2 separate regions of the Homo sapiens genome follow, and region 1 is linked to region 2. The links are chromatin loops, found by intact Hi-C in ENCODE. Cell type or tissue: dorsolateral prefrontal cortex. All regions are shown on one strand. Links, peaks and the distances in the headings refer to the core of each region. The heading gives the core; the rest is flanking DNA.

What was found. A loop is a pair of places that touch in the nucleus more often than their neighbours do. Peaks named below come from ENCODE experiments on the same cell type or tissue, not always from the same donor. Only the 100,000 strongest peaks of a DNase experiment are listed, where the experiment ranks them.
Region 1: a loop joins it to region 2, with 6 times the contacts of the local background. A loop is called at or near these places in 89 of 110 quality-filtered maps.

The regions. Positions count from the first base shown.
Region 1 is chr6:96,617,446-96,632,914 of GRCh38, forward strand. It overlaps FHL5 (four and a half LIM domains 5), which reads left to right. Exons shown (of 6, transcript NM_001322466.2): 6 at 1-1,181. Among named protein-coding and RNA genes, the nearest start is that of FHL5, 62 kb to the left of the region's middle. In dorsolateral prefrontal cortex, for the core only: no CTCF peak of the experiment used is centred there; no DNase peak of the experiment used is centred there.
Region 2 is chr6:97,052,113-97,067,581 of GRCh38, forward strand. It overlaps KLHL32 (kelch like family member 32), which reads left to right. Exons shown (of 11, transcript NM_052904.4): 5 at 12,516-12,614. Among named protein-coding and RNA genes, the nearest start is that of KLHL32, 140 kb to the left of the region's middle. In dorsolateral prefrontal cortex, for the core only: a CTCF peak has its summit at 7,552 (motif pointing left); no DNase peak of the experiment used is centred there; H3K27ac peaks cover 4,992 bases.

The DNA of each region.
Region 1 (15,469 bases), core at 1,189-9,188, 440 kb before region 2:
AGAGATACTAATAAGTGTTCTGCTAGATAGACTATTTGAAAACTATAAATGTATTTTTGGATTAACAATGCCAAGGTATTTTTTCATATTCACATTGAAAAATACAGGCAAAACTATCAATATTTTTTCTGCATTATATGAAATTTCACAGGTAGAACTAAATCTATGATATAGAAAATAATAGCACATTACACATAGAGAAAACCAAGCCACTTAGGTTTAGATAGATATATAACATGTAACATCTTCTCTGTTAACCAATTATAGATACATATACAACATGTAATGTTTTCTTAGTTAAACAATTGGAAATGTTTAGGCATTTTACTGTGTGGGGGCAGTGAGTATGCACATGATCAGACTTGTATTCTAGCTTTACAATTAAAATTCACAGAATCATTTCCTAAAGATTTTATTATCCTTTCATAAGTATAAATATATATACTTTTACATATAAATAGTTCTGCATTTAGAAGGTATCCTACACATCAAACATCCATTAAACATGTACTATGCCAAAAGTTAGAGCTTATACTGTTGTGGGTCTGGAGTTGTAGGAGGATGGATCATGGTATGGAAATGCAGAAGTGCCTGATGCAAAGATCCTTGCCTGCAGGTTAAACAAAGCACCACATATGTAGACATAGCACACATATGCAAAACAACTAAGAAAAAGACCTCCTTAGGTCTTTGCGTAACACACACAAAGATAAATGTAAAAATTATATAGTTGATTTATATGGTTTATGTAACAAAGAGAAAAACTCCTTAATGGACTTATCCAAAGATGAAATGGACTGACTCAGGAAACAGTGGGCTCCCAGTAATTCAAAGGTGACATCTGCATGGGCAGGAAAGAAGTTAAAAGCAAATCCCATGTGCCAATAACAACCAGATGGCTTGGAAGTAGCAGAGACTGCCGAAGAGCAGGAGAAAATAAGATTGCTAAAAGAGAAAGAGTCAGAGGAAGGGAGAATATTAACTCTTAGGATAAAAAGTGACATAACCGGCCATAGAAAGTTACCAACTGTTCATAAGTAAAGGAAGAAAATAATTATTGTAGTGTTTGAGGAAAATTATGCTTTTGATCCTTTGTGGAATAGAACCAAAGAAAGCAAGGTTCCAAGGATTAAGTTTCTTACTGAAGGAATAAGTTTGGTTAATGGCTACAAAAGTGAAAAGAAAGAGGAAGAAGGCATTGAAGGCCACGAGTTACATTTGTTGGCAAAGATGAGTATGCAAGTCAACAAGTCAAAATATTTTATTTTGTCATGTTGGGGATTAAAGATGACAAAAGAAGCAAAAATGTATTTCTGCTTCAATAATAATGACTAGGAAGCCCAAGGGTTCAATTTTAACTTGGCATTATAAAAGTGTTAAATTGGGACAAACTAGCTCCACTGGTTAAGTAAAATGTGGTTATGTTACAATCCAGGCTTCAAAGCTTACATCGTTGCTATAACTTAAAAAAAAGAAACACTAGATTGTTCATTAGAGTAAAATATTGGCCTACCATTATGAAAAATGCATAACACTAATCACAAATGGTTAAAAAAAACTGCCAAATTTAATATCACAAATGAAAAGTCAATCCAAAAACACATTTCATGTTAGCAATACCATTTTTGAATTTAAGAAAAAAATAACTTTTAATCTACTTGGCATATTGTTAATTGTCTGTGTTTTAAATAAGAAAATGGTTGTTTAGCCGGGCACGGTGGCTCACGCCTGTAATCCCAGCACTTTGGGAGGCCAAGGCGGGCGGATCACGAGGTCAGGAGATCTAGACCAGCCTGGCTAACACGGTGAAACCCCGTCTCTACTAAAAATACAAAAAATTAGCCGGGCACGGTGGCGGGCGCCTGTAGTCCCAGATACTCGGGAGGCTGAGGCAGGAGAATGGCGTGAACCCGGGACGCGGAGCTTGCAGTGAGCCGAGATGGCGCCACTGCACTCCAGCCTGGGCGACAGAGCAAGACTCTCTCTCAAAACAAAAAGAAAAAAAAAGAAAATAGTTGTTACGGTATGTTTTAGATATATTTAATCAAGCACATAGTCTGTAATGCACCTATAGATAGATGTTTATTATGATAATGATACAGTTTTTGCTAATTTTATACATTGGTTTTTAGAAGTCTCTTATACTGAATAAATTTACATTTTACATAGTCTATATTACTCACATTATTTTTAAAGATTTATTTTTTACATTAACTGTTTAGTAAACAGAATAGGTGTGGAATAAATTCTGTAGTGTTTCTACTTCGATTACATAAAGAAACATGATAACTTTTACCTTCTATTACCCATCTGTTTTTACAACATTCAAATTATAACTATATATTCAGATATTATTTCAGGGCATTAATAGGAAAAAAACAAAATTGTCCGACCCAAACAGAATCTCTCTTCTGTTAAATTAGGGGATCCATAGCTATGCTCTTTCTTACAGTAATAAAATGGTGAAAATATTCTAAACTAAAAATATCCTCTAATTATTATTTCTGTGACTCTGAAAATATTTCATGAAAAAAATCCCACTTCAATTGAATTTTTCTGCTTTGATGCAGATAGTCTTTTGCTAATTTCTTATTTCTATATGTAAGGAATTGCTAAAACTCTTGGTGGCTTTAAACCCTTATTTATTCTATCTAAAGCAAAATTTATGTCTAGTACACAAATCTTCATGAAACTTTAATCCACATTATTAGTATCATTTAGTTACTCTCCAGAATTAATCTTGGAAGCTGAATTCTTTTAACGACCAAAGATGTTCCACAAAGACTATTTGAAAGAACACCCTCATCAAACATTTCTAGTTCACTTTTTAAATCACATGGTTTTGAAAAGTACTGATCTTGTGGGGACCCAAAAGATAAACTTTTTGTCTTGGAATAGTGTCTCTTCAATGAAAGAGTCAGAATATCACTAGAAATTACAGTTGTTAGGTATTACCTTTATCCTAAACCTCTTCTTCCAGGAGTATTAAGTCTTTAGATCTTCATTATCCTACCAGAAACATTGCAGGATTGACTGAGATGGGATCATCATTAAAAAATGTATGGGAACTTTGAGGTCCTCTTTTCAGGGAGAGGTAAAGGAGACCTGTCAAGACTTGGGAAAATACATCACCAGGATAGATTTGGCCTTAAGACTTCTCAGAATTTACTGAATCTGTATTGTGTTATGTCAACATTTAAAAAAGGATATCGAGGAGAGAGGACATCAAGGCTTCATTTGAACCATCCATCTCAAAAGAATTTAGAAATGAGACCATCCATTCAAGTCATCCATGTGCCTTCTTAGATGGTCCCAAAAATGTATCATCCAGAGAGAATTAGAGAAGTTTTGTATGATAATTATAACCATTCTGAATTTTTCTGGTTGATAAGCTTTAGACTAGATACTCAGTTCAATATGGAGGAAATCAAAAAGGAGGGAAAAGAAACGAGATTCAGACTCAAAGTTGGAGTCTATAAAAGAAATAACAGAGTTTACACGTATTTGAAATGACTGGATTTTATATCACTGTGGTTGAGAAAGGGAACAGCTCGCTGTGATAGAATTATGATCCCTGTCACCGAGGAGCAAAGAGTATTTGGGTCAAATATTTTCCCACGAATGTTAACAAACTTATGGAGTGGATGTCCATAAAGGGTTCTCTAAATGAGGAACATTAATGAGCTCAGCAGACATTCATCCAGTGACTCAAACAGTGACATTAAATGCTATTCCTGCTACACACAAAAACAAAAAGTTTGATATTTACGGAATTCCACACACTGAATCCTTAAGGCTTATTCCTTCTTTAAAAAATGACATCCTATCCCTTGTTTGCCTCTGTAGCATCACTGATAAGTCTGTTTATTTGAGAGCTTCAACCCAACCTCTCAAACAGGAAATGAATGAAGGAGTATGGATAGAGGAAAAATGGAGAAAAAGAGTGTGGTGATAAAAATTTTGACATTTCTGAAAAAAAATAAAAAATTAAAATTTTAAAACTTTTGTTTTCCCTATGTAATAGAAACTTTCCAAAACTACAAGATAGTTACAAGAGGCAAAATACATGCACAAAAAAAGGAAAAGTTTGATAAAATTTTGGGCTTAAGGACTACAGTTAGTATCAGTCTTCTCCCCTCCATGGAAATTACTCTCTTAGACATCACCAACTAATATGTAGCCACAAAAGTCCATGATTGCTTCTTCAACTTTCTGTCTGCTATGAGATAGGCACTTGCTATCGTTGGCTTCCTCAAGCTTCTTCAAAATCTTTCTGCCAGTGGCATCCATGACACCATTCTCTCCTATGTCTCCTAAATCTCTGCCCCATTCACTGGCACACCATCCTCTATCAATTTCTTAAAAACAAATATTCCTAAATATTCTTGACCTCCTTGCTCTATATTTTCTCTGTTGGTGAACTTACCTAATTCCATGATTTCAATTGCTTTCTCTGGATAGCTGAGTTCCAAATATACATCTTCTGCCTTGAATTCTCTTCTGAGTTCCAGACCCAGGTTTCTCATTGCCTTTTGGACATCTCAAACCAATGTCATGCACACACCTAAAAATAACTTTATTATCCTTCCTCCAAATTCCACTTATCGTCCTCTGTTCCTCATCATAGTTAATGCATCATCCAAATAGAGCTTTTTGAATTCAAGTCTTGGGTACATGAAAAGTAGTCATTAGGGAAATGCAAATTAAAACCACAATGAGATACCATTTCACACAGACTAGAATGGCTATAATAAGACAGACAGTAACAAGTATTGTTACGGATGTAGAGGGACAGGAACTTTCATATATTGCTGGCAGTAATGAAAATGATAGAAAATGATACAGCTATTTTGGAAAACAGTTTGATAGTTTCTCAAAAAGCTAAACATAAAACTACCATAAAACCCAGAAATTTCACTCATATCTGCCCAAGAGAAATGAAAATATATGTCCACACAAATGTTCATAGCAGCATTATTCATAATAGCCCAAACTTGAAACAATCCAAGTATTCAACTGATAAATAGATGAAAGAAGTATGATACAGCCATATAATATAATATGATGCAGCCATAAAAAGGAATGAAGTATTGATACATGCTACAACATGAATGAACTTTGGAAATATTACGCTAAGTGAAAGAAGTCAGACAAAAAGGCCACATACTGTATGATTCCATGTATACAAGATGCTCAGAACAGGCAAATTTCCAGAGACAAAGTCGATTAGTGGTTTCCTGGGGTTAGGGTCATGAATTGTAATTAACTGCAAATGCCCACGAGGAAACTTTTTGGAAAGAATGAAAATATTCTCAAACTAATTTATGGTAATCATTGCACCACTTGATAAAATTACTAAAAATCATTGACTTATAGACTTGAAATGAGTGAACTGCATGATATGTAAACTATAGCTCAATAAAGCTGGGTTTTTTTTAAATCTATCTTGGATTTTCCCTCTCACCAATTCCTTACATCTGAGCCCTGTAAGAAAAGCCACAATTTTTTCGTTTTCCCTTGCAGACTTATTTTGTTTCCCCAAAATACCATTCACTTTAATTTTTATGTGCTCCTGCCCATGCTGTTTCCTCTGCTTAGGATTCTCTTCCTCTCACCTGCCTGTCAAAATTTTAGTCAACCTCTAAAGCCCAGATCAAAGTTGCCTCCTATGTGAAACCTTTACTAATATCCCTTAGCAAAATTTAATCATTTCCTGCAACTTCTTTTTTATAATTCTGTGAGAAGTTTAAACAACTTGGTTTATATTACAGTTAGGAGTGATAGGCAACCTGGTTAAACGATGGTTCTTGGAGTCAGAAAAGCTGGTTTCAGATCCCAGCTCTGCCACGGGCTTGTTATGTGACGTTTGGTTAAGTTACCGAACTCTGAGCCTTGGTTTCTCAATTTTCCAGTATAAATCTCAAAAAGTTTGATGTGAATATGAAATAAAATATATGCAAACTGCTTTACATCTACCTGGAACATATTCAACATATTATAAAGTTATTAAAATGTCAATTATCTTCACCTTCCTTCCCACCCCTACTCGACCCTATATCATATGTTTATTCATCTTTGATAAACTCAGTGCTTAGTGAAGTGTCTGGCACTGGGTAGACAGCCAATAAATACTTTCTGAATTAAATTCTAGTTGTGAAAATATTATTGCTATAATATTCTCCTAGTGTCAGTTGTCAATAATCATGATTAATATGTAAATCCCTTTTGCTATTGGCCTCAATCATGTTGTATAGAGTTGCCCATGTAAGAAGCAGCTAGATGGCAAATTAATGCCTCTAGTTTCAAGTATCTTCATTGAAGTTTTGATTTTGATACCACTGTTTCCTCTGTCCATATACTATTAATCTATAGAATATGCCTTTCTCAACCAGCACTCACAGGGTGTCTGGAGACACTTAATTTTCAGGTGCTTTGGAGAATAACTGCCTATATTTGAAGTTTCCTCTAGGGCCCTCAAAGTAGATGTTTTAGGCATTGCATAGCTTTTTGTTAAGCCAGACCATCCTAAATATGCCTGCCAAATTTGGAGTCAATCTGTCCAAGTTTTGTATCATGTGTGTACAGACAGCTAGAAATGCAATTGTACTTACTTTGATTAAATCTCAAAATGCATTCTCTGTGTTCCTCAAAAATGCAGCCAATTTTACTTTAACCTACGCTGAGTATGTGTAGCTTTGGACATATTAAATTATTTTATCATACCAGAACAGCATTTATGGGCTGCCTCAATCCTCCCATGGTACAGCATTTCTCTTGTTCTTCCTTATTAAGCTTCCTATTTTTTTTTTGACACTTTCACCTTTCCTGTTCCAGTGTTCTCCTTCTCTTAATGTGCACTAATTCCTAGTGGATATAAGTTTAGGATATTAACATAATTACTTCGGATGGAATTCTAGAAAATAAACATCTAGGCATTTCTTTATCCATTTACCTGGTCCTTAACTAGCACCCACACTTTTCTTGCCTGATGCCCCAGTATTAAACTCAATATGTAGCTTCTAAGAACAGAAATACAAGTCCACAGCTAGAAAATGTTCAGAGACAGATATTAAAACTGGGAGAAATAAAAACTCTCTGGGTATTGAAACTTTAATTCTCATTCTTAGGTTTTTCATAAAATCTTCTATTATCTCTCATAAGAAGTATGTTTCTAGCTGCCAGTATGAGGCTTTTGTCAGTTTATGAGGAGAGTAATATCAAAACCCACAACTGCTTTGATTCTCAAAAGAAATATTAAAGACCTTTAGTTTGTAATCATAATGTACAATAATTGTTGAAAATCTTCAGCTAGTTATCTTCTTTGTGAATAATTGTTACCTTAAAGTGACAACAATCTCCCTTTCAAATACATCTGAAGCAAATGCAGGCAGGTGTAGGTGATGTTGTCTTAGCTTTCTTTACCTCCCCCAGTAAGAACCTCCAGCACTCTCCATGTCCCTAGGAATATGAAATGCGCTTGCCTTCATTTTCTACAATAATCTAATAAACTGGTACTTTAAATTATTCTCATTGTACTGATGAGGAATTTGAGGTTAAAAGAGGGACAATAATTGGCTCGAGTTATTACAATACGTATGGATCTGATTCCAGAGTCTATGATATCAGTGATGCTATTAATACAAATACATGGTGCCACCACTCTCTGCAGAAAGCCTAGTGTTACCATTTCCCCTTTCCCACATACCCACTTCCTGCTGGTCGCAGGTCTTGTTTCACTTGTTGAATGTCTCTTAAGACTGTTTTCTCCTTTTCACTGCCATGGTTCAAGCTTCATTACCTCTCATCTAGATGCTTTAAATTATCTCCTGTTAAAACATGTTTTTGTATCTCCATGGCCTCATCCTTTCATCTATCCTACACCTTTCCTCCACCAGATCAATATTTCTTAATTAGCATCTGATTATGGCTTCATCTTGCTCAGCAGCCTTTACTGGCTCTCCATTAGTTCACCTCCAAAATCTGGCCTCATGGCTCTTCGTAGGCTACTCTATCAGCATTTTTCCCCACTAGAATAGGTACCTCTGAGGATGGAGTCTTTGTCTATTCTATTCACCATCAAATATGCATTGCCTAGAACAAAACCTAGTACAGAGAAGGTGCTGAAATAAGTGTTGGGTGAAAGAATGAAGAAACATTCTGCTTTAGCCATATCTTATTACTCATTGCTCCCAAAATAAATAAATACTGGATTTTCTTCAACTTGGTTCTTTTGCTCAAAATAGTCTCCTACCTGGGTAGTCCTCCCTATCATCGCCATTTATGCAATTAATTCCAAATTAAAATTTAGCCATTTATCACTCACAAGTCAACCTTTCCAGCTGGAAATATTCACCCCCTCCTATGTATTTATGACAATTCTCATATCATACTCATTATATTTGCTTTGAGTTATATAGTTAATTATCCTATAGTCATCTGAAACTATTGATTCAAAATAGGGCAATGTCTCATTCAGCATTGTATTTCCCATAATGTTGGGTATAAAATAAGCTTAAATAAATGTTGAGTTTTAAAATTGAATTGAGTCACAGGACAAGTCACTTCTGAATTTCTTCCTCAAAACTGGTAAACATTGATACACATGTAAACAATAATGATAAAAGCATTAATAACACTGAACACCAAGGACTGCATGAATTTCATTCCTCCAGTAGCCTTATGCAGTATATACTATCATTACCAGATAGGAAAACTGGAGCACAAAGAAGTTAAGTTCTCCAAGATCCCACAGTTATTACAAGAAGGCCAGAGTTTTAAGTAAGAGGTTTGGCTTTAGGGCCAAACCATGCTCTTAACCTTGGACACTACGACCTCCAAAATTAGAAAGGAGAAACTTTAGAAAGAGCCAAATATAAGCACAATTGATCCTTATTACAGGCCTCTAAGTAGGCAAACATTTAGAAATGGAGCATGCTGGATTTATATTTTGTGTGTCCACATTTTTTAGCAACTTCTTTTTTTTGAGATGGTCTGGCTCTGTCACCCAGGCTGGAGTGAAGTGGCGCTATCTCAGCTCGCTGCAACCTCTGCCAACCGGGTTCAAGCGATCCTCCTACCTCAGCCTCCCGAGTAGCCCAGACCACAGGTGTGCGCCACCATGGCTGGCTAATTTTTGTATTTTTTGTAGAGATGGGGTTTCACCATGTTGACCACACTTGTCTCCAACTCCTGGGCTCAAGCAACCCATCTGCCTTGGCCTCCCAAAGTGCTGGAATTACATGTTTGAGCCACTGTGCCCCATCATTCTAGCAACATTTTAAAAGGAGGCATAATTTTATTCACATTAAAAGAATCAATCAATAAAACCAATGAAAGAATAAATTTGAGGAACTGTTTGTGGAAAAGTAGTTGTTTTACTAACAAAAAAAAAGTGGCAGGATACTTAGAAGTCATAGTTTCATGAAAATGCGATTTTTTAAAAAAAAAAGTAAACGTATGGTTTATTCTTTGAATTATCCACTAGATGGCAGAAAATTGTTACTGTCCAAAGCACTATTACTGTATTAGTCCAGGCTCCTTTCTAAGCTCCAGAAGTTATGCAAATTGCTTTCACCTCTACCCCTGCAATGCTAGCCTTTTCACAAGTGGCATTTTAAAACACATCAGTATTTTTAAGCTGGGAAAGAAAAATCAGAGGTTTCAGAGTTATAAATATTAGGTATGAGCATACTAATTATATGTTTGTGTTACTCTGCTCTAACACAGAAGGAACAGATGCACAGACATGTTGGGAGAAGGGCTGAGAGCCCACATAGAATGATCTATCCAGATGCCAGATATTAGAGTTAAGCTGAAAAGCCTCCAGTAGGACAGTTTCCTGTAACTTGTAAGTCATGGTTTTCATCCCTCTTAGCATATTAGATTTGCCTGGGGGCCCTACCCCAGGCCCAATTCTCTGGTGGTGGAACCTGGACATTGGCAGTTTTTTCAAGCTTTTTAACTATAAAATAAGAGAAATAGACTAAGCAATTATAGTATTTTCTTCCAGGTCTAACATTCTAGGATTGAAGTCTAATAGCATATTTATTACTATAAGCTTCATAAGCACAAGCACAAGAACTAATTCTGTTCTGGATCCTTTATGAACATAAATTCAGTTAATTTACACACAGTGAAAGACCTTAGGGAAAAACTAGACACAGAAAGGTTTCATAACTTGCCCAAGGCTATGCTGTAAGAGAGAAAGTCAAGACAGATTTGACCCAGTCAAGCCTGAATATATAACACTATGCCAAAATTCCCATAAACAGTGGATCAACTTATAAACAATATCCATCTCTCTATCTATAACTAAAATTATACCTGCACTTACCATAATGGTCTCTACCTTATTATTTAATCTTGCAGCTGCTGAGCTGGTTGAAAAATTGGCATAACATATCTGTGAACAGCGATGTAACAGACCAACTCTAAAACAATCAGTACATTTGGGTGTACTATTGTTTTTCTGGGCGAAATTGTACTTGAACTCAGAAACTCTGGTATTTTGCAAAAAAGAAGAGTATTAGAAAAGTACTTAATAGAATTTTCAAGAGAATTCTAATTGAGTAAATCTTATAAACATCTTTTAACATATATTTTGATTCCAGGGCTCATAGAGACTAATAAAACCAAGTTCTGTCCATAATCTCTCCTCTCTTTTTAGAGCCTCACCTTTTTTCTGGCATATGAACATATAGGTCTCTTGATCCAGCAGGAAGGGATTCTGCAGAAACACATAAAAGTTTAGTATAAATTCTTCTACACTCACCCTGTCAAGCTGAATTCCCTGAAGCTTTTCCCTGGAAAGTTAAAACATTTTGCCAACATTGCTTGCCCAATGAAGACCTAGGGGGTCAGAGGTGAGTAGTGAGTATAATGTACAGTTGCTTTGTAGTTCTGAATGATTTGCCTTTGAGAAAAGTAATAATGTTGATGAGAACTGACTGGCTTTAAGGGTGACCATTATATTATTTTTGAGCTTTTTATGATGGAAAATTTCAAACATATTCAAAAGTAGAGTGAGTGGTATAATACACACGCAAGTAGCCATCACCCAGATTCAAACATTATCTCCCACTCAATCTTTTTGCTATACTTCCACATATTCCCTCCTACTAACACAAGCATTACTTTGAAGCAAATCCAAGACATATTATTTAATCTATAAAATTTTGGTATGCATGTCTTAAAGTAAAAGCGTCTTTTAAAGAAGAGATAATCATTATATGATATTTAAAGTAATAATTACATTTGAAGAATGCATTTTATCCAGATCCCATTTATTATTGAATGCCCTGACACTGGGGAGTGTGAGTGGCATGGAGGAATTAAATTTTATTTCCAGAAAGTAATTTATCAGGCAAATTTTAATCAACAAGAGTATAAAGGGCCTCATGACTACATCAAAGTTTACTCCATTTTCCCCTAGCACTTTTTCCAAACTTTAGACTATGTTTTATTCTTGTCAAATAGTTGTAATCTCCTTATTAACAATTTAGTTTTAGAAAAAAGTTGTTTCTTCTGATTAAATGTCAGTAGCATATACTGTGTGAAATACCGAAATACAGTGATTTAACAAGCCACAGAAGTTTCCTCTATGTCCCAAAGGCTGTAGATTGAGTGGTAATTTTTAACCTGTGGAGAAACTTTCATCATAACTGGGGACAATGCAATGGAGGGAGACTGACCTTGGAGGAAGGGCACTCAAAAGGTGGTAACCACAACAGATACAACAGATATTTGGACTCGGACTTTCCCTCTTGAAGAAAATTGGATCGGCATTAAGTCTGTCTCCCTAGACAAAGTTTTTTAATCTGTAGCTAACTGGTCCGTGAAGTCCTGGAGGTAGGGGCCACAGCAAGTAGTATGTCTTCTGTGGTATATGTAGACTTTCTGAAATCAGTAAGAGGCTTTTTCTAAACCATTGTCTCAACTAGGGCTAGTAGCCACCCAGCAATTATCTGGGAAAGCCAGGCATAAATACTGGCCTCACCATGTGTAGGGGCACAGAAAGGAAAGGAGATAATTTAAAATTGAAGACTATCTTGGAGATTCCTAAAGAGCCATAATGGTTAATTTTGTTATTGGAATGGGGCTTGGCACTTGGTTATAGCTCTGGTCCCTGGAGTGCACTTTCAGTAGCAGAAATCCAAACGTGAGGAGAAGTCAGATACAGCAGACCACATCAAAGTGATATTTCCATCAGTCAAAAATTAACTGAAAATTATGCGCTGATCTAATTTAGCACAGTGAAAAGTTCTATCCTAAACAGTTGCACAGTTTGATAGTACACATCTGATGTTTTCTTTCAAAGGCCTATTTCAAATCCATCAATCTATCATTGAACTGATTCATGGTCAACTTTCTCTTTACTTCTTCTTTTTCTTTAATTTAGGAGTCTGGTTTTCTGATCTTTGTCTGACACCATCCTTCTCTTTCCAAGTATGCTGTCAAAACAGGCTTAGCCATCCTAATTGTCTTGAGTAATGATTTCCACATATACTTCACACCAACATCTTCTCCTCTTTTGTCCAATAGCCACTCCTCTTCCTTGTTCTATGTCTGGATAACAGCCTATCACATTTGCAGAGCCAGTGATAGAAGTATTGCTTTTTTTGCCTTTTTTTTTTTTTTTCTGAGGTAGAGTCTCGCTCTGTCACTAAGGCTGGAGTGCAGTGGCGCAATCTCGGCTTACTGCAACCTCTGCCTCCCAGGTTCAAGCAATTATCTGCTTCAGCCTCCCAAGTAGCTGGATTACAGGTGCCCACCACCACGCCTGGCTAATTTTTGTATTTTTTTAGTAGAGATGGGGTTTCACCATGTTGGCCAGGCTGGTCTTGAACTCCAGACCTCGTGATCCACCGCCTCGGCCTACCAAAGTGTTGGGATTACAGGCATGAGCCACTGCACCTGGCTACTTATTTTTTTTTAACCAAGATAGCTCTACTACCATTTTCCCTATGAATAGGTACAACCATATTCTTTTCCCCAGTACAAAACATCAAATCCTTTGTTCATTCTTTTCTCCCACATTCATTTTTTTGACAAAATGATTTCCATTTTGTGAGATGGGTCCTTTAACATACTTTTCATCTCAGTGATCTATCACAGAAATTCCCATACAGATATTGCCTCATTCTTATGTATTCTTTTCTTATTTATTTTAATTGACATATAAAATTGTATATATTTATAGCATAGAGCATGATGTTTATAAATACATATACATTCTGGCATAGCTAAATAAAGCTAATTAACATATGCATTATCTCACATATTATTTATTTGTGGTGAGAACACTTAAAATATACAATTTTCAAGTATTAATACATTCTTTTAACTGTAGTCACTAAGTTATACAATAGATTTCTTGAAATTATTCGTCCTTCTAACTGATATTTTGTAGCCTTTGACCAGCATCTCCTCAATCCCTCATTCTTCCTGCAAAGCATGTATTTTCTTCAAGATGACCTGAGCACCTATGAGCTCTCAGCATTTCATACACTGACCGCTATAGTCTGGCCAATTTATGACCCATTTCTTAGCTCTTTCCCCATTAACGCCCCCGGAGATATGTTCTATGTGGTTCACAGCATCCACATCTGCTCTCCTAAAGTTCATACTACAACTCCTTACTCAAATAAGGACAGCAGCAAAGAGCATTGACTTTGGTGTCAGACAGACCTGGATTTGAATCTTGATTCTATCCCTTAGTAGCTATGTGACCTTGGGGAAGCTTTTCACCTCACTCAGCTTTATTTTCCTTATCTATATCATAGGTATGATAGTAATACAACTTTCCTCCTAGCATTGTTACAAAGATTAACTAATGTATAAAGCACTTACATAGTGCCTGGCGTGTAAATGTTTAAATGTGGGGGCTTTCTGGGATATAGTGTGAACTGAAAAATAAATAGAAGCCCAAAGACAAATATGTCCTTTTTCCTTCTTCTTTACTGCTCATCCACCTCCCACGCAGACACACCCACACACACAGTAATAGAGATAAACGTTGAGTCAACAAAGCAGACAGAGAAAATGGACACTGATTCAAGAGTTAAGAACTATAGTTACCCAGCAGCTGGAGCTGACAGAAGAAGTCATTTCCAAAATGATAAAGTTAATGTCAAATGAATAAAATGAGAGTGAAAAAAACACAATTAAATTTGTTAAGATGTCACATGTATGTTTCTTTCTTATATTTCTTACTGTCTTCTATATCACCACCAAACTTCCAGTTTTATTTACTTTATTAACGTTTTTATTTTTGTGGGTGCATAGTAGGCATATATATTTACAGGGTACATGAGATGTTTTGATACTGGCATGCAATGAATACTAAAAACATCGTGGTAAATGGGGTTTCCATTTAATCCATTCTCCATGCTCTATATTTTTATTCAAATAGATTTGCCTTCCAGAAAACCACCTAATCACTATCATATGAAAATCTTCATATTTATAGACTAGTTATCAAGCATTAAACAAATTACTAAATAATTCCATAGGGCACTGTGCAGGTATGGTCAAAATAACACACACACTTGATCCATGGGAGTTTACAATGTAAAATGGAAAAACACACAAATTGGAAAGTTAAAAGAGTGTACAGTGATCTCCTTTCTATTCTTGTCCCCATTTTTCTCCATCCCTTCTTCCATAGGTGACCACATTTTTAAGTTTTAAATTTCTTATATATCTTTCCAGCATTCCATTATTCATTTAGAATAAAACAATTACAGATTTTTTCTCACAATTTCACACATAAAGTAGCATAAGTTTTGCTATTCTGAACATCAACTTTTAAAAATTAAATCTATTTTGAGATAATTGTAGAGTCACATGTAGTTGTAAGAATAATACAGAGAGATCCCATGTATCTTTTACCAGTTTCTCCCAAAGGCAATAGCTTACAGAACTATAGTACAATATCACAACCAGAATAATAACATTGATAACACTCTGGCTTCACTGCAAGAATCCCTCAAGCTGTTCATTTTATAGCCACACCCCCTTTCTAGCCACTCCCATTCCCTCCTAACCCCTGGTAACCAAAATTGTATTCCTATTTCTAAATTTCTGTCATTTCAAGAACATTATATAAATGAAATTCTGTACTATATAATCTTTTGAAACAGACTTTCATCACTCAACATGATTCTGTGGTTATTTCACATCGTTGCATATGCCAATACCTCCTTACTTTTTATTGCTGAGTAGTATTCTATGATAGTAATGTACCACAGTTAAGTTTTCACCCAGTAGGTTGTTTCTAATTTTTGCCTATTATGAATGAAGCCACCACAAACCTTCAGGTACAAGTTTCTGGGTGAACATAAGTTTTCATTTCCCTGGGATAAATGCCCAGGCATATATAATTGTTTGGTCATAAGATAGCGATGTTCACTTTTATGATAAAATATCAAACTGTTTTCCACAGCAGCTTTACCATTTAACATTCCCATAA
Region 2 (15,469 bases), core at 4,448-12,447:
AGAACAAACGAAAGAAGTTTGTGTTTAAAATCCTTTATATTTCAGTGTGTACATGCTGGGGTACAACCCTTCCAAAAGACATAATGAAGTAGTCTCCTGTCTGCCCCCATAGGGAGAATCACCATGATTGGGACAGCAGATGCACATGCAGATGCAGACTGGTGAATGAATGTTGTACTGTCAACTCAGATACCACAAGGACAGATCCCAGGTGGCATGTGACATGATTTTCCAAAATAATGAACAACTCTTGGTATTATACAATTCTAAACAAAACAAAGTAACAGTCTTCTCTTTGTTTTTATGGGCGTAGCATTCCTGGAAAAGCCAATGTATTCTGACACAGAACATCAAAGAATGTGTTTATATGTAAAACAGAGTTAGGTTCGGGGCTTCAATCTGTGTAAACAAATGTTTCACTTCTTTGCACACCCAGCAGGGCATTCCGGCGTGCAGGCTGTAGGTCAGTCCTCATGGTTGGTGACCGCCCTGTGTGTTGCCTGGCATCTAGCCTCCCAGCCACTGCCCAATAAAGGCCAATATTGCCCACCCTCCTGGGAGGACCAGAAATATCCCCGCAAATTTCCGAATTTCCCTGAGAAGGTAGTATTGACTCGATTGAGAAGGACTTCTTAAATATTTTAAATTTTATACCTAGATCAAGCCAGAAAACCAGAAAACTGGATGTCTGGGTCTTAAATAATCTCTTTATTAACCTTCACTTTTTATGCAATGTTCTATAATATAAACTTCTGATGGTATTATTAGAAGTATTATCAAGCAAATCATTCAATAACCCTCTTAATGTCTGCTGGGAAATTTCCATTACATCTCAGGGTCTGGAGAATCTAGAAATCTCCTTAGTATTTTCACCTTTTAATCTTGCATTAGGTTACATTTCTTTTTCAGTTTTGATGCTAGGAAGCATAGAGCCACATTGTGACCCACTTATAATAGTTATGAGGATGGATACACACACACACACACACACGCACACACATTCTCTCCTGACCTCATATTGTTTCCTCTTTTCTCTTGCTTTGAGTTATTTTTATTCTTAATATTTAAATGCTTGTATTGATGCCTCAGATCCTTTTTGAAATGAGGCAGAGAAGATAATAAGTAACTAGACTGAATAAAAAGATTTGAGACCTCTTTCTGAACATTTTTGGAATCCCAGAGGGATCTTAATGTTAGTTGTAGGCATGAATGCTACAGCCCATTAGCTCTGCCTATGAAAATGAAGTGCCTCCAAATTCCCAGCTTGCTCCATAAATAAATCATTCCACACATTTCCCAAATTTTTTTCCTCCTTGTTTCAGCACTAAATATAAGGATACTGCAAATTCTATAAAAAGAAATTACTTTATCTTTGAAAATGAAAAAACACAACCCAAATTTTTATAAAATTATTAATAAGACTAAAAGTAAAAAAATATTTTCACTTCAAATTCTCACTTACTTACATGTTATATGTTATCTTTCTGCTTTCTTCGGATGCCCATTTTCTTCAGATGCCCATATGTCTATGTGATTTTATAAAGATTTTGTGATTGTAATTTACTTCAACTTCTTTTCTGGAATTAGGTAAGATATAAGTACATTTGTTTTTTTTAATTTATATACTATGCATTTATATGCATAGTATATAATAAATGTATTAAATAAATTTATTGTGTACTATGCCTTTTATTTATATACTATGCATTTTTATTTATATACTATGCATTCATACATAGATATTTTGTAGTCTGTGCATATACTACACATACACTACAAAATACATAGACTACACATAATGTATGCATAGACTACAAAACATCTTATTTTCTTTCTTTTCTTTCACTTTTCCTTAAATATTCATAATAAGGAATTCTTTTTTCCTTAAAATAGAATTCTTGAGCCCTCTGCTGGAAGTATTCAGTATTTGTATGAAGCAGCAGTATATGGGAGTTTTACAATTCTAACTTAAGTTTTTTAAAAAGAAAGCAACATGATAGCAAAAATATATGGTCAAATTGTAATTAATATCAGGATAAATAATTTGCTAAACAGTACTTTTAAGATGATTTATATTGGAAGTTATATTCCATTTGAGTAAAATAATGATGAGAACATTCAAATGAAGGCATAATTTGAATGTATTGAATACTCTAAGTTAACTTGTGAATATTTTATTTTTGTATACTTCATAAAAACCATCCATTTACATTTTATTCTCAAATTTAGATTCATTAATTCAGCAAATACTTAATGAACACCTACTATATGCTAAGGACTTACTAGTTGTTAGGGATGCACTGATGAGAAAATGTACATTGGTGCTTTCTCACAGTAGGTCAAACTGTGATTGGAAATGCCAGATCAACACACCATTGCATTTTTAAGAAATGGATTAGCAGGGATCTGAATTATTTGCATATATAACATAGAAAAATACCTGAGTATGTTTGATGCTTCAAAAGTTGCACTAATTCAGGTAGGAGAATGGATAATTGAGTTGTAGTTCTTTGTCAAGGACTGCCTGAAAAATAAGACAGTAATTTGCATTATACTTTGCAGGAAGAAAATAATAGGCATTTATTCTATAGTAATTGAATAGACAGATATAGCACCTTAAAAACTAATGATAGCCATTCATCTCTATGTATCATGTATCTGTCAAAGTAGGAACAACTTGGCACAGCCCAAAGAATACAGCCTGTACTCCCGGCTATTCGGGAGGTTGAGGTGGAAGAATTGCTTGAACCCGGGAGGCAGAGGATGCATTGGGCTGATATCGTGCCACTGCGCCCCAGCCTGGGCAACAGAGTGAGATCCTGTCTAAAAAAAATATAAGAGAGGATAAAAATTGATTCCAGCTTGTGGCATCTTTGGAGAATTATTTGTTGAATCCAACTGTAAGAATCAATTCTGCTGGTTGGCACTGGAGAAAGTCACTGTTTTCACTTCAAATCCATGACCCCAAATCTCAGACAGATACCCAATGCCAGGCAATGTTAATCTGTTTCCCTAGTAAATTTGCTTTCCTCCTCTTCTTGATGAGTTTCTCACCCTCTCTCTTCTCTTTTTAGAGACATTCCCCTCACTAACCTACCTCCAGTACACATATCATAAGGAAAAGTCACCGTCCATTGAGAAAATAGAAACAGAAAGGAAGATCTTCATCATCTTACCATCAAATTCTCAACCCTCCCTGTTTCTGAACTTATTCTGGGTATATCCCTCTTTTACAGTGGGAGGGGTATCCCTGAACTGTCAGAGACTAATCTCCCCCACGTAGGGTCCAGATCCACTCCCTCCGACTCTGTCCAATATCACTCCTGTTATCCTGCTGCTGTCTCTTCTGCCATCAGTTTCTCCTCTACTGCATTCTATTGCTCACCTTTAAGAATCCTTTTCTTGCCAGGTGTGGTGGCTCATGCCTGTAATCCCAGCACTTTGGGAGGCCAACGCAGGTGGGTTACTTGAGGCCAGGAATTCAAGACCATCCTGGCCAACATGGTGAAACTCTGTCTCTACTAAAAATACAAAAATTAACCAGGTGTGGTGACATGTGCCTGTACTCCCAGCTAGTTGAGAGGTTGACGTGAAAGAATTGCTTGAACCTGGGAGGTGGAGGTTGCAGTGGGCCGATATCGTGCCCCTGCACCCCAGCCGAGGTAACAGACTGAGAACCTGTCTAAAAAAAAAAAAAAAAAAAAAAAAAACCCCTTCTTATTTCTATATTCCTCTTGAGCTACCACTTATTTCTCTGACTCTTCTCACAGCAGAGCTTATGAAAAGTGTTACATAAAGTTATTTTTCCTCACTTTCACTCATTTATCACTCACTTTTCCACTCCAAGTCTGGAGGCTTTTATCTTCATCATTCCACTAAAACTGTTCTTGGCAGTCACAAATATTGCCAAATCTAATTAAATACTGTCATATGTGACCTCACAGCTTCGTGCAGCATAGCCAGCCTCCCTTTTCTTTTTTTTTCTTTTTTTTTCTTTTTTTTTTTTTTTTTGAGATGAAGTCTCGCTCTGTCACCCAGGCTGGAGTGCAGTGGCACGATCTCGGCTCACTGGAAGCTCCGCTTCCCGGGTTCACGCCATTCTCCTGCCTCAGCCTCCCTAGTAGCTGGGACTACAGGCGCCCGCCACCACGCCCGGCTAATTTTTTGTATTTTTAGTAGAGTCGGGGTTTCACCATGTTAGCCAGGATGGTCTTGATCTCCTGACCTCGTGATCCTCCCGCCTTGGCCTCCCAAAGTGCTGGGATTACAAACGTGAGCCACCAGGCCCGGCCCACCAGCCTGCCTATTCTCTCTTGGCCTTTGTAACACTGCTCACTGTGGGCTTTTATTCTGTGCCACCACCAGCCTTCCCGTCACTCCTTTCCAGGTGGCTTTGCTTGCTCCTCCCCACTCTGTAGGCTTCAAATCCTTCCTGCTTCAGAACCCTCCTGTTTAATCCAACTAGCTTCCTTGGTGATGTCATCCAGACCCAAGTTATTTGGTATTGACAAATAACTTGCTATTATCTTATGCTATTGACTCCCAGCCCCTACCTATACTCTAGACCAAGGATCAGCAAACTTTTTTTGTGAGGAGCCAAAAATAATTCAGTAAATAATTCAGGCCATATAAAGTTTCTGTCACAGCTGGGTGCAGTGGGTCACGACCATAGTCTCAGCACTTTGGGAGGCCAAAGCAGAAAGATCGTTTGAGCCCCGGAGCTCGACACCAGGCTGGGCAACATAGCAAGACCCTGTCTCTATTTTAAAAAGTAAATAAAGTTTATTTCGCAACTACTCAACTTAGCTGTTGTAGCATGAAAACTGCCAGAGACAAATATGTAAATGAATAAGCATAGCTATGTTATAATAAAACTCTATTTATACTTAAATTTGAATTTCATATAATTTTCATGTATCACAACATATTATTCATCTTTTGGGTTTGGGGGACTGTTTTAAAAAGTTAAAACTATTTTTAGAAATTAATACCCCAAAAATTAAACAGGCGTAAATCTAACAAAATATGTACAAAAAATGCAGTTTTCCTATGTGAGTATCTTTTTTTTTTTTTTTTTTTTTTTTTTTTTGAGACGGAGTTTCGCTCTGTCGCCCAGGCTGGAGTGCAGTGGCGCGATCTCGACTCACTGCAAGCTCCGCCTCCCGGGTTCACGCCATTCTCCTGCCTCAGCCTCCTGTGTAGCTGGGACTACAGGCACGCGCCACCATGCCCGGCTAATTTTTGTATTTTTAGTAGAGACGGGGTTTCACTGTGTTAGCCAGGATGGTCTCGATCTCCTGACCTCGTGATCCGCCCGTCTCGGCCTCCCAAAGTGCTGGGATTACAGGCGTGAGCCACCGCGCCCGGCCGAGTATCTTTTTATATGCTTATTTGCCACCTGTCTTCTTTGGTGAGGTATCCGCTCAGATCTTTTACACCCCCCTCCCGCCCCCATTTCAAAAAATCAGATGGTTCATTTTTTTCATTGTTGAGTGTTAAGATCTTGTTTTTTGATATTTTGGATAACATTCCTTTAGCAGATGTATCTGTTGCAAATATTTTCTCTTAGCCTATGGCTTGTCTTCTCAATTTCCTAATAGTGTATTTTGTGGAGCAGAAGTTTTTAATTTTAAAAAAGTCCAAGTTGTCAATTATGTCTTTCATGGACCATGTTTTTGGTGCTGTATCTAAAGAGTCATTGTCATACCCAAAGTTATCTAGATCTTCTCCTATGTTACCTTGTAAGAGTTTTCTAGTTTTGCATTTTACATCTACATCTGTAATCCGTTTTGAGTTTATTTTTGTGAAGGATTTGAGAGCTGTGTCCAGGTTCAATTTTTGTATGTGAGTGTCCAATTAATCTAGCCCCATTCTTGAAAAGACTATCTTTTATCCATTATTATTATATTATCTATAATATTATCTATGCTCTTTCATTGACCATATTTATGTGAGTCTGTTTCTGAGCTCTCTGTTCTGTTCCATTGATCTGTTTCTCTCTTCTTTTGCCAATGTCACACTGTCTTGATAACTGTAGTTTTTTTTAGTCTTGAAGCGGGTATTGTCAGTCCTCCAACTTTGTTCTCCTTCAACATCGTGTTGGCTATTTTGGGTCTTTTGCTTCTTCATATAAGCTTTAGAATCTGTTTGTTAATACACAAAAAATAACTGTGGGATTTTGAATAAGATTACATTGAATCTATAAATTGAGTTGGGAAGAACTGACATCTTGACAATATGGAGTCCTTTTTATCCACAGACATGGGCCATCTTTCCATTTATTTAGTTTTTCTTTGATTTCTCTCATCAGAGTTTTGTAGTTTTCCTCATATATATATGTGCTAAGTCCCATGGCTAATGCCCTGATTGCCTACCAATATTCATTTCCTCTTTTTTCTTTATATAGAACTCTAATTTGATTTGGGACTATGGTGCATCTAGCCATAAAAATTTAATTTCCCAGGCTCTTTTACAGCTATGTGTAGCCACCCAGCCAATGAGATGTAAATGGAAGTCTCTGTAACAGTGTTTGTAAGAAATCTATTGTTTTTCTGATAAACAATGCCAGACTCAGCTGGCAAATGTTTTTTGTTCTTTGACCTCTCCTTTCTTTCTGCTTTGAATGTAGACATAATGCCTGGTGGTATGGCAGCCAATTTGAGACCATGAAACCACAGCCTGAGATTTGCCAAGCAGGAAAATACAAGGAGGCTGGTTGCCACTCTAAGTGGCCTAATCCAAATGTTATTGGAAAAGTAACCCTTATATTTGTTTAAGCTGCTTTGTTACATATAGACACACACAATTGTAATGATACACAAGCATTCTTTTGGTCCTTAAAACAGTTTTTGAGGTAGACATCATTATTTTCACTGTACAAATAAGAACACTGAGGCACCTGGAGTTGAGCTGTTCTCCCAAGTTGATTCTGTCAGCAAGTGTAGGAGCCAGGATTTGAAAGCAGACAGCGTGACCTAGAACACATGGGCTTATTAGTTCACCAGATGTCTGTGGAGACCCAGGATGAGGTAGGGGTGGGGAGAGATCTTGCCAAGCTTTGTATAAGGAGTGGATTTAGAGTTGGATCTTGAAATGAGTAGGATTTTGACATATGGAAATTAAAGGAATGAGGAGGACATTGAAGATGGAGAACAAGGTATTGCCTGAGTGTGGAGACTAGTAGATTACTGGCTTTAGCAAAGGGACCAGAAGGTCATAAAACTGGAGAAAAGTTTTTAACAGCAGGTTGGGGCTACATGGTGAGGTTTTCCAAATACAAGCCTCAAAAGTTTGAATTCTCTGATTCATAGAGAACTACTGAATTCTAGCCAGTATTGCTCAGATGGAGCACTTCAACAGGCATATTTATGAACATTTCCCAATATGATCACAACATTTAGAAACTGGAATTCATGTGTTTTATTATCCTTACCTGAACTATGTTTTTCTTTCTTAAAAATAAACTTCAGATGTCAGATATAGATGTGCAGTGCATGAGTCAATTTAGAAAATTCTTTTCCTTTAAATGGCTGCCACCTTGTGGATAAAAAGTCCTTAGTGCAGTGGTTTTGAAACTAAAACTAGATTGGTAGAAATTTCTCATAGCTAGATAGATCTTGTGTTTCATGTTCCATCTGTGAGAATTCTGTCATAAATAACTTTATGCAAAACATTTTATGTGTGTTGAATATATGATCATTTAACAGCTATTTATGCTGTTGTATCCAGTTCATTTGATGATTATAAATTCAAGATTCTGATAATTTGCCATTCTGTAATACTATACAGGAAAAAAAAAATACCAAAGAAACAAACTATAAAGAAGGGAGGAAATGTAATCATTTATTCTCATAAATGGTATTAGACCACTCTAATTTGCAGTTGTACAAGCGCTTGTTTTGCTTGCAAAAGCGTGTTGTTCATGTGCACACATGGTATGTGTGTTTACTAAAGACCTTAGTTGTCTGATTTTAACATGCTCAAATCCTTCAGTCCACTGTACACATAGACCAAGAAGCAGGTAATTAAAAAATCTCCTTATGCAAGAAATGAAGAAGATAGCTTTGAAGATCTGAAGATACAAAATTTTCTGAAGATGCCAACTCACTTGATCACAGGCAGGAGAAAAAAAAAGGTCACACTGAGACTTACCATGGCTGTTAAAGACAGTCCCTACCAGCCACCAATCCAAGAGGCTAGGTATAAGGGAGAGGGAAAATAAAGAGAAAAAGAAGACAGAATTGAGAGAGTGGACATCTGATGATCCAGGAGGATGAGCTGAAGAAGGAGGGGCAGGGATGCCCTGGGGACTGTGGGGTGTCCCTACTCCCACCGCTCAGTCCCAGCTCCACCCTCCCAGAGCCCCCATGTGAGGTGTGGGCACTGACTGAGGTGGCCCACGTCATCATGCTCTATACAGAATCTCACCTCAGGTCCCATTCTCCTCCTCTTTCACCGGATTCTGGCCCCATATTCTGCCTGGAGACCAGGAGTCCCAGTCTTATTGCAGTTTAGAGGGTCTTCATTGGAGATCATGCAAATTCTCCTGTCTGCTACCAACCCTGCTTGGATTGGTGACCAGAGGACATGTTGGCACACAGTATTCAAGAGTGCCTCCTACCAGGAGGGTGATTGGGCCACCTCATGACTGAATTCTGACATAATTTCTCCTACCAGGTACCCATCCCCTTCTCCTGCACTTGTGGGTTTTACACTATTACTTTGTCACACCATTCTGTGTCACCCTAAATACAGCCACTGGTCGGTTCTTATCCCCACCAAAATGAGTGTAGAGTTTCAGCATTTGGAATGGGAATCAGTCGTGGCCCTCTCCTTATTCATATGACCTTGCCTGCTACAAATTGCAGGAGATGTTCCTGGGCCAGACCCAAGTAATGAGATGTGATCATCTCATTACTTGGTGAGGTGAGACTAGAGGTGACCTCTCTGCTAGCACTGTCCAACATCCCTCATTCGAGAACAGCCCCTTGTGTTCCACCACCTGGAGGTCAGGCGGGGAAAGAATCCTCTATACAGGTGGTTCTGTGAACAAGAAACATTCATGCCCCCACCTAAGTTTGCTCCTGGTTGCATCAAAACCTGTTTGCAAATCTGGAGAAGCCCCAGCTCTACAGGTGAGCTCCACCCAAGCAGGTGAGCGTCACTGGGGGTAGAGGCAATGCCCAACCTAGTTTGGCTTCTTTTAGGGTTTCCTTTCCCCCCACTTCCCCCAGCCCGCCCCATCCCGCCCCTGGATTCTGGACCACTTGGCTTTATGTATCTAGCATTTTCTTGATCTCTTGTTATTAAGACATTTTGTCTTGTCCACTGTTTATGCCTCTAGCTGTGATATGCTCCTCCAGACTGATGAGTGACTGGATGTGTCAGGCCACTCACATTAGCTCCTATTCCCACCCTGTGTGCTTTCAGATCTTGGGGAACATCTCTTCCTTCCTGCAGGTGGTCCTTGAGTCACCCTTCTTCCTATCTGTCCTGGTTTGAGTGTCAGACTACATGTTGATGGGTATGTTTCTGAAATACCTAAATATAATGCTTGGCAGAAGTTAAATGCAGCTGTCTTAGTTGTTCTCCATAAACCTGTGTGTTTGAGATCCCTTTTTTTCTGCAGAGGTTGTTCTTTTGGCCAGTCCTTCGAGGCAGGTGACAGATAAATTCACCACACTGTAAATCATGAGGAGACTTGACCTTTGATTTCATTGCTGGCCAAACACAAATTCCCTGGAAAAATATATTCGAACAGTCAGTCACCAAAGAGCAACAAAGCTGAATCAAAAGCCTCTGGTACAGTGAGGTTTGCAAACACTGGTTCTGTTTCCATAAGTGAGAACAGCTGTCCTGGTAGGGTTTCTTTCTCCAACCCTTTAAGAGCACTTAGAGATTTTCTGTGCTAAAGCATATTTTAGAAAAACTTATGTTATAATGAGTGGAAGGAAAAAACTACAAAACAAAAAATAAAAAAAGACAAAAACAATCGCCGTATGGGTTTTTCATGTGCAGGCTTCTGGAAGTCAGCCTGCTGGACATGTAACACATGCTATGGAATATTCATCTTGTCTCTCTGTGATCACTGTCTTTGTGTTTGCTATTAGTGAGCCTTGGAGGTTATCATAAATACCAGTTGTGTGAAATGAGCGCAACTGACAGGATTTAAAGGCTAAACCAACCTTTCTAATCCATCTATTCCCCATTCTCCTCCTTAGGCCATGCCTCTTCTGCAAGACTATACAACATCCTTGCTCCTCTGATGGGAGCTGCACTAATTTCGTGAATGTCAGTCAAAGCCTCCTTCCTTGAGGAGTTGGCGAAAGACGGGTTTCTCTTTCTGACTAGATGGAAAAGGAGATATAAAGATTTTTCAGAATAAGATGAGTGTTGGTATTTTTGCCACATGTGCTTAACTTTTTCACTTCTTTACTTTGCCACTTAGAAATATAGAGTCCTTTTTTCTTTCTTATAAAATTAGTTAAAATTGATTCTGAATAAAAAACATGTGTAGAGATCAATTAATTCATTAGCATTTTAATTAAGTAACTTCATGAATATTGAGCAACAGCTATGTGTGCTGAACATTGTTCTAAGTGCTGGGGATACAAAATAGACTAAGTCCCTGCTCTCCTGAAACTTATACTGAGCAGAGAAAAATTAGCAAATAGGCAAAAAGATATATAATGTGAGGTGGTAAGCACTATGGTGAAGAATAAAACAAAGTTAGGAGCTAGGGAATGATGGCTGTTCAGGGGTGGGTTACTGTTCTACATAGGATGGTCAGGGAAGGTATCTCAGGTAAGACGTTATCTGAAGTATATGAGGGAGTGGCCCAGGCAGAGCAAACAACTAGTTGTAAACACCAAGGTGCTCAGCATATTCAATAACTTTTTAGGTTATAGTGGAGACTTTTTGGATTTTATTTTCATGGAGATGGAAAGTCTTCAGAAAGTTCTGAATAAAAACAGTGACATGATTTCATTTGTGGTTTTAAAGAACCAGTCTGGTTGATATTATTAAAACAGATAGTGTGAGTGGACAAAGGAGAAAGCAGTGCAACTAGCTAGGAGGTGATTACAGTTAAGTTTAGGAAGAGGAATGGACTGGACTAAAGCAGTGATTATCGAAGTCATGAGCAGTGATTGAATTCCGAAACTATTTTGAAGATAGAACCAGCAGGACTGGCTGATGGATTCGATATAAGGCCTAAGGAAAACAAGAGTCAAGAATGACCCTGAGGTTTTCAAACCTACCATCCAGTAGAAAGAGAACCTATAGTGATGCAGGAACAAGAGGGGAGAATTGCAGGCAGAAGGGGTTGGGATCAAGCACACAAGTGGACTGTTGGGGAGAGCAAAAGGTACTGATACAGATGTAGGTAGATAGGTTGGTAGATTTGGTGGTAAGAGGTTTTCAAAGATCATGAAGTGAAAATCCAGTGGCAGAGAAGGAGTTGGAGGCTTGAGAAAGGAGCGTGCTGAAGTAGTAGAGTGGAGGGGTGAATTGACTAGTGCCTCCCTGTGCATCAGAGCCACTCAGGACACTTGTTAAAAACACTAGTTGCCTCACCCTGAAACTTACTGATTCAGTATGTCTGGGAGGCTCCCAAGAGTTTGCAGTTTAATAAGTTCCTAGGTGATGCCAATGCTGCTGGTCCAGAGACCAGATTCAGGAAGCACTGGGCTGGGGAAATGGGTTAGAATGGAGGGCTGGGGCATCACTAAAGGCCTCCTTGCACCTGGCAGTAATTCATGTGAATTTTGTCAACATGGTCGTGTGCCTTTTTTCCAGCCCTGATCAGCTGCTCAAGAGCTGGCAGCAGTAGGTAGATAATTGGACTTAACAAAGTGAAAAATTGGTATCACCAGGATACTTGGGAGGCATTACCTCTATGTGATGTCTTTGTATTCTGAAAATGCTAGTTGAACCTCCTTTATTTTAAATAGAAAGGATAAGAGAATCTGAGACTGAGAAAGAGGAAAATGGAAGTTTGCGTATGAAGCTTACTGTTGTAGGACTTAGAAGTAAAATGGACTAATATCCACCTCTGGTCTTATATGGCAAGGAGAAACATATGCCCCTTTCCCTAAAATACCTGTTTCTGTGGTCTACTAAAGAGCAAAATTCTGAAATATACTTTGAAAAACTAAAACTCAGTTCTTTTGCATTTTATAAGATTATATCACAAACTGAATTTTAAGAGGGTTATGTTTTTCTTTGAAAATGTTTATACCCTTCTACAAAAAAATAAGTGGTTAAGTGCAGAGCTTCACACACACAAATGGTATCAGCACATGCAGTAAAGAGAAAAATTGGCTGTTAGAGTAAGGGCCACAGCTCATTAATCAGAACAGGAAGAGAAGAACTGACTTCCATAAAAAGGAACAGTGTTAATTGAAATAGAGTACGTAAAGCAGCAATTTAAATATACTATGGTATATCTACATATTAAGCAGCATTATATTTTTAAGTGTAACTGATAGTTTTATTTTTGTTAACAAACAAAACAGATTTTGCTGGAGCCAGGTGTGATCCAGGATGTGCTAGCAGCGGGCAGTCACCTACAGCTGTTGGAGCTTCTCAATTTATGCTCCCACTATCTCATCCAGGTATGTGAGCTTGCATCCTGCTCATACACCCTTCACATTCCTTTCCCCACAGTCATAAGCTGGCCCCCAACAACTGGAGCTGAATGACAGGTAAAGTGGGGGTGGGGTGTGGGCTGTGGTAGTAGAGTTTCTCCAGGACACAAGCTGAGAAGTTCCTAGGAGGGCGGCTGCAGCTCTTGCATCCAATCACAGAAGCAGGAGTCTTCCTCCACTGTCCTGCCCACCTTAGGTCCCCACGACCATTGAGCAGCCGATCAACTCAGTGACCATGCACAGGGTTCCCTGCAGGAGCCGGGGGAGGTGTCGCTAAAAGGAGTCCTAGTCCGAAGCAATATTGTCTGGTTATGGAAATAATCACAAATGCAAGAAAAGTCTAATAGTCATTGAAGATTTCAGTAACAGTATCTAGTAAATCACAAAGTCCTATGTAATTAATTACCATGTGAACTTCCCAGGCAGTAAATGCCGGAGAAGGGATGAGTAATGTGCGTATTCCTCCCTGATTTGCTGGTCAGGAAAGGCCCCATGAGAAGGAGGGAGAGAAAACCCCCGAACACCAAGCACTGACTGTGTGTTCACAGTTGTTTCACATTCAGTCCTCACAATAACTTTGCCCATTTTTATAGATCTAAAACATCAGAGACTCAAAATATATCCAACTTGTCTGAGGCAATATGGCTGGTAGGACGTTCTGATTCCAAAGACCATTTCTTGGTTGGATGAAAACTTCTTGTTAGGTAGGAGTCTGTGGGGCATCTTAGGCAGACAGCATGGCTATGAGTCTCTTGGACTTTATAGAGTGTTACTAACTAATTTGCAATTTTAGGATCCTCCCACTTCCCCCACTGGTGTCACCTTCACTTGCATTTATTATAGCATTAAAAAATTAATTTGAAGAAATAATAAATTCATCACACAATTTAATTCCACTATCTTTGTGCATATGACATGATATTAGTGAGCAGAAAAGTTTTGTTTTCCTGCCCAATTACTTTATTTTCCTTTTAAATCACTTTCTGTAATTTTAAATGTATACTTTTATCATTGACTTCTGTTACCTCTTAGGTAGTTTACAAAGCTCTTTCTCATCTAGCATCTTATTTAATCTTCCCAGCAACCCTGGAAAATAGGAACCAGCACTTCCCAGGGAGACAGTGTGAGGAAGGTCAGCCATGTTCACCTGAGGAAAATTCAAATACAGTTTATGGAATTCTTATGATTATTTGAGCACATTTAATCTAACAGTAAATGGTTAATGATTTTTTTTTACCTTATTTTCCTTTCTTTTCCTCTCAATATTGTTACGTGGTATAGGAAAGCTATTTTTAATCCCTTTCTGCCTGTAGCAAATGGGAATCATGTAGAAAGGTTATAAGACTTCAAAAGTGTGTGTTTGACTTGTGAAATTAAAATTACTTTTATTTGACATTTCTACATCAAATATTGCAACTTGGGCTTTACGCATCATCACCTGATTCACTTTCCCCATGGCAGATAGTAATCAGTGATGCATGCTGACACAGTTTGGTTAGAGCGTTAGTTATCATGATGTACATTATAAATGGTGTGTATATGCAGGGGTGTGTGGGTATACCTAAGCCTATAATTTTCTGTAAGTGAGAATTCCAGATGAACATTAAAGGTCCATGGGTATTTTCCTCTATCCCATCAGATGGGTGATCTGTTGAGATACTAAGTGACTTGTATACTTTGGAATTTAACTTCTGCATTTCATTATTGTGCTGAGGTAAAAGTGTAGCATGCATACATGCTTGTGGACCGTTATTATTCAGGCTTCTTGAATAGTGGTTGAAATTTTCACTGACTTTTCACAAATGTTTTCATTTTGTCATGTAACTTTACTTTTTCTTTTTATCTGTGATTATTGCAAGATGTCAAACTTGTAGAAGGAAATTTTGACTATATGAGTATCAAAATCATGTCGACGTAGAAACCTTCCTTATTTCAGCCTTTAAAAAATATATATACCCTGCTTCTCTCTTAGGATTATAAAAATCACAGACTGGGTCAATTCAATCTACTTTTATATTTTGATATAGTCTCCATAGCTATATCTATTTGCTGTGTTTTGGTAATATTGTTCAACTGATTTTTAATTTAATGTGGGACTATTTCATTGAGTATATAAAAATAATATTTTATTAATGTGAAAAATTCCCAGTGCTTAAAATGTACCCAGGAATTGTGCCCCTTCAATCAATGCTGATATATTCTCTATCTTTGTGTGGTACTTTGTCAACTAGGAGTTTTTGAAACCGCTCTCTTCACTAAGATGTCTGGTATTGTTTTGTTGTTCTTAAAATGCCATTCTTTCTTTGGTTTCTCTGCCAGAGGAGTGAAGGGCAGACCGGCTCAAATATACCATTGCCCTCCAGTGCTCACTACAAAGCAGCTCCAAGGGAAACCGTTGGTGGAAGCTCCCTGAGCCTCACCATCCTGCAGTTCCTGTGAACATGTAAATGGTGCTGCTGCCCTCCTGAAAAGGAAAGGGATACCTGGCACTGTGTGGGCTCCTTTCTCTTTCATTTCCTCTGGCAGGCTGCTGAGAAAAGGAACCCCACATGGCAGGAGCAGTGCTCCTCTGTGTCAATGAGGACAGCTATTTAATTAGCCCCCTAATTAGCCTTCTCACAGGTTCTCAAAGCATGTGTGTGGGAAAAAGGAAAGCTGGGCAATGTATTTAATGCTAATTGATGGGGGGGTGCCTTTCTTTAGGCTCCCATTAATCTTGTCTATAGGTTACAGTACCCTCCTGAGCAGTCTGCTTGTTTCTAGCCTCAATCTGTGGTAACCCATGGCCCCCAGACCATCACTATCTTTCCCAAGAAAGGGAA